Regions from separate parts of the Homo sapiens genome. Here region 1 is linked to region 2. A link is an interaction called in ENCODE POLR2A ChIA-PET data of the cell type or tissue named here. Cell type or tissue: OCI-LY7. All regions are shown on one strand.

Region 1 (2,500 bases), 1.6 Mb before region 2:
CAGCCTCCCAAGTAGCTGGGACTACAGGCATATACCACCATGCCCAGTTAATTTTTGTATTTTTGATAGAGATTGGGTTTCGCCATGTTGCCCAGGCTGGTCTCAAACTCCTGAGCTCAAGCAATCCACCCACTTTGGCCTCCCAAAGTGCTGGGATTACAGGCATGAGCCACTGCGCCCAGCCTACTGTACTCTTAAGAAATTCAGTTTTCTCATAAAGTTCTCAGAAAAACAAATATTTAGTTTTAATTGTTATAAAAGGCAGATCCTTGTGTGTCAATGACTTAAACTTAAAGAATCTATACAAATGCAATTTTACTCAAGTATTTTTAAAAACACAGCCTACTTTGTTATGGCCTCAAAATTACAAAGGCACAATCTAACTCAGTGTTACTAACAGACAACTCCTAACAACAACAATGAAAAGCCCTCTAGGCTAGGTGTCACAGAGAATGTTACTGCTAGCCAAGGCTGGGTTAGGGTCAAGAGAAGAGAAGTGAACAGCTTGTTCATCAGTTGGACAGGAAAGGAAGTCTCATATTTCACTTCACAGAAGACTTTTTTTTTATTTTTTGGAGACAGGGTCTCACTCTGTCACCCAGACTGGAATGCAGTGGCACAATCATGGTTCACTGCAACCTTGAACACCTGGGCTCAAGTGATCCTCCTGCCTCAGCCTCCAAATTAGCTGGGACTACAGGTATGTGCTACCATGCCCAGCTAATTAAAAAAAAAAAAAATTCCTTAGTAGAGATGGGGGTCTCACTATGTTGACCCGGCTGGTTTTGAACTCCTGGCTTCAAGCAAGCCTCCCTCCTGGGCCTCCCAAAGTGCTAAATTACAGGTGTGAGCCACTGTGCCCAGTCCTTTTTATTTTTAAAGAGATGGGATCTCATTATGTTGCCCAGGCTGGAGTGCAGTGGTGCAATCACAGTACATTTCAGCCTCCAACTCCTGAGCTCAAGTGAGCCTCTACTTCAGCTTCCTGAGTAGCTGGGACTACATGCACACACCACCACACCCAGCCTTAACCCCATTTTTTCCCTTCTTATAGAATTATTTCCCCAATATTATGATGCCTATATTGTAAGAATTAGAATTTTAAAAACAGAGATACCTTAATCAGCCCTGCTTCAGACCCATCTCGGTCAAAGGTCTGACGGGCTTTAGCTATGGCCAGGATGACCCCTTGCATGGCAGGGCTCAGCATCACCTACCACAAGGGGGCACAAAACACAGAGAGAAAGGAGAGAAGAAAGGTTCAGCAGAAGACTGTATGAAAGCAGGCTGAACAGAGTGCTAAAGGGCAGCAGAGCAGTGTGCTCTTTGGCCAGCATGTATTGCAAGCTGAGTTTCACACACCCATTCCTATGTGCACCCACTGCCTCTGTCCTTCTATATAATGTCAACACCCTGCCCAAGACAAGCTATTCCTACGCTCTATGTTCTAATTCAGTAGGATAAAGAAAGATGTATGCCTAAAAATATCTCCCAATATGGCACTGCTGAAGAATTAAGTTAAATTATAGTTCTCAGAGGGGAAGTGTCTAAGGTCAGAATTCCAATTTAGTTCTGTACTTTGGGTGTATATCTTAAACACACAAATACTTTAGAGTTTTACTAGGATAAACAGTACATTTAAAATAGTCTGGAAACTAGCGACTATACAAATATGACTCCATAAAGTAAAAACTTTTCAAGGACTTTTTTTTTTTTTGGGAGACAGAGTCTCGCTCTGTCGCCCAGGCTGGAGTGCAATGGCGTGATCTCAGCTCACTGCAACCTCCGCCTCCCGGGTTCAAGCGGTTCTCCTGCCTCAGCCTCCCAAGTAGCTGGGATTATAGGTGTATGCCACCATGCCCAGCTAATTTTTGTATTTTTAGTAGAGACAGGGGTTTCACCATGTTGGCCAGGCTGGTCTTGAACTCCCGACCCGAGGTGATCCACCCGCCTTGGCCTCCCAAAGGGCTGGGATTATAGGCGTAAACCTCCGTGCCCAGCCTTGTCAATGATTTTTTTTTTTAAATACCCCACAGAAAAAAAACAGAAATCTGAGAGAGACAGAATTCATTATTGTTTATGTGCAGTGCAACTGAAGAGGAGACAGACAACAAACAACTTGGGGTTCTATAGCTTCTTCCTATAGAATTCCTTTACAATTAAAAATAACTTCAATCCACATTTGTTTAGCTCACTGGACAACTGAAAAATTTATATCTGGAGGTAAAACAATGGACTAATATCCAAAAAAAAGATTCCCTATTTTAAATTAGAAGGCAATCTTTTGTCCATAATACCAAAAAGGGAACTTAATTTTACTTTTCTGAGCCATCTAGACTCTGCAGTGGCCCCATTAAGTATAAGCCTGGGTAGATATACATATGCTGGGAGCGCTATACAATAGAAACATGGCTATCTTTTAAATAATGGTAACTAAGGTCAAAACCAAATAGGCTTTCTTGACAATCATTTTTTGCAACGAGAAAATATCAGCTATTGG
Region 2 (2,500 bases):
CAGGAGATCACCACACAAGCAAGGGGACAAGTTATAGCAGAAAACTTGGAATTGACTTGCTCCTGATCATTGTGAACTTCCTCCTGCTCCTCAGCTGGTTAAAAGCTGTCAGCCAAAGCTGGCATCCCGGGGTGTCACAGGTGTATTGATAATTGACTCAGTCTGTTTTGTTTACAATTTTCTGCCCAACAAATTGCATGTTTCTGCAGATGTCTAACAAATTCAGGACATTTAATTCCTCAGCTGCCACCATCCTGCTGTTTCCACCCTCCTCATCCATTGGTTACGATGGTGTCCAAAGACACATTCACCAGCATTAGAAAAGGTCATTAAAAAGCTCTTACAACCATCTGTACCCAGATGGACAGGTCTCCAGCCAAAACAGGAGAGGTTCCTACTCAAAGAGGCCCAGAGGACCTGACTACATGCAGTGCCGCAGTTGGTTTTTTAATTATTGTTTGTGGGTCCTGAATTATTTACATTTGAGCTGTAAATCTTAATGACCCATGCCGTGATCTTCTTGGCTTACTGATGATGAACAAAGCCAAGGCTGTTTCGTTCTCCTGATTCAATGCTGCTGTAGGATGAGGGCCAAAGAAAAGTGCATCTTCCTAAATCGTCTTACACTGGTTCTTGGAACAAATCATTCTTGCTTGGATCCTTGGCTAGGTCATTTGCCATACACTTACCAGTTAATTCCCTACTGCTTTCATACTCTATCATCCAGTGGAGCATTTTCTATGCAAATGACTCACTTGTGCAGGGATGTTTTTTAATGCCTTTTTCCTTGACCTTTGCATTGCATACAGAAAAAATTTAACTTAATGTTAAAACAAACTGCAATTATTTTCTACAGTGGGTCTATAACATGTTGCACATTATTCAATTTGGTGGCACCAGCTTTCAGAACAAAGGGTTTGAAGACCAGAATGCGCCCTGGCAAAGTTTGGCAAGATCTTTGAAACTAAAACCAAAAGCACAGAAACAGAGAGTCAAACGGCCTTGCTAAAACAATCTTGCCCAGAGAAATCAAAGCAAGCCAGTGTTTCAGCTAACCTTAACCAAATGAATGAGGGAAGAAATGATTCTTTTGCTTACAACTACTTGACAAGTGGGAGATGTCTCTCTTAACTACTGACCTTCAAAGCACTAGGAAAAATGAATTCTGAATTCTCGACCTGTCGCATCTCAACACAGCAGCTCAGCCACACCTTTTCACAGTAGCTGCAGTGCTTCACTACACTATTTCTGCCTGCCCTTCAGAACTCAAAGCAGACGCGCTCACCAGCGGTGCCAAACTGTTAGACTCATCAAGTTTATGAACACTGCATACAAAATGCAAACATTTTCTTCCATTTGGGCAAACATTGGCACAGGAAACTTTCTTTCCAATGTTAACAGCAGGGAGCTTAAATAAAAGTTCAGTTTCTAGAAGGGTGGGGGAGAGAAAAAGCTAATTCTAAAAATATGTCATCAGCAGCATGCCATTGCCAGAGAAAATTGTACATGTTTCTCTCAAGCACAGTTCACTCAAATGAACTTGACAGCTTTGGAGATCACTTAAAAGAAAGGAAATTTGTTGCATGAGGCCTGCCAGATATAAAAGGGATCACGTCTCAACAGATAAGACTTGATAGATTCCCATCTTAAATATTTCGGTACGATGATTACATAAACTCAAAATTAGGGCTTTGTCACAGATCCGCACACAGGCTTATGCCCTAAGGGTATGCTTCCAGCCCATTCATGGGACTTGTCCTTGAATCTAGCAATTAACTTTAAAATCTTGCTACTGTCATCAGGTCCCCAGAAAATAAATTAAAGGACATCTGAGCAAACAAGTAAAATTACGCAGCTGAACTTAAAATCAGCAGCTTGCTTCTTGTCCACAGGTGTGTCCAGGCAAGATAAACGAGTTTAACTGGGTTACAAATTACAGGTGTCAGTGCCTTCTCTCAAATCCACCAAATGCTGGAAAATGCCGCTCTCAGACAGACTATTTCCTAAAAGGGGACTATTCAGGATAGTTTTCCATTTAAACATAATACTCAAGTTGCTGAAAAAATACTGTAAAAATCAGGTGTGAATATGTTCGTTTGACCCGAAGCTGCAGCTCTCAAACATCTGATTAAAAGGAAAAACAGGCAGGCATTACAACTCCCCAGAAAGCCACAAAAATAAAAGGCTCCATCTTCAAGAAGATGATCTCCAATTACAACACTATGCTGGTTTGAAGAAATGCCTGATGCAGCGGTGAGCTGTAACATACCAATCAGAAAGCTTTCCCATCTCAACAGGGACAACATGGCCACTAAACTACCAAGTCAGTTGTAGAAGCTGAACACATCTATTTGTTATCTCATCCTCTTAGCCATAACCTACATTTCTGGATCCTGGTCTAAATTGAATAGACCCTTTTACAAGTGCAACTCTTTGGAACAGCACAGATAGTTCGCTGTGCCCTTTGAAAACATAAGAGAAAAACTATAAGCTGATCTTT

What was found. ChIA-PET counts read pairs that join two places held together with the same protein. Peaks named below come from ENCODE experiments on the same cell type or tissue, not always from the same donor. Only the 100,000 strongest peaks of a DNase experiment are listed, where the experiment ranks them.
Region 1: POLR2A ChIA-PET joins it to region 2 with 14 read pairs; 1 of 35 experiments calls an interaction of 5 or more read pairs at or near these places.

The regions. Positions count from the first base shown.
Region 1 is chr11:113,805,372-113,807,871 of GRCh38, forward strand. USP28 (ubiquitin specific peptidase 28) reads right to left here. Exons shown (of 26, transcript NM_001346252.4): 20 at 1,118-1,213. Among named protein-coding and RNA genes, the nearest start is that of CLDN25, 27 kb to the left of the region's middle. RefSeq lists a silencer at 1,265-1,314. In OCI-LY7, a CTCF peak has its summit at 1,213 (motif pointing right); a DNase peak (open chromatin) is centred at 1,230.
Region 2 is chr11:115,420,244-115,422,743 of GRCh38, forward strand. The region is part of intron 1 of CADM1 (cell adhesion molecule 1); the gene reads right to left. Among named protein-coding and RNA genes, the nearest start is that of CADM1-AS1, 25 kb to the left of the region's middle. In OCI-LY7, no CTCF peak of the experiment used is centred here; a DNase peak (open chromatin) is centred at 1,228; H3K4me3 peaks cover 2,261 bases; H3K27ac peaks cover 1,714 bases.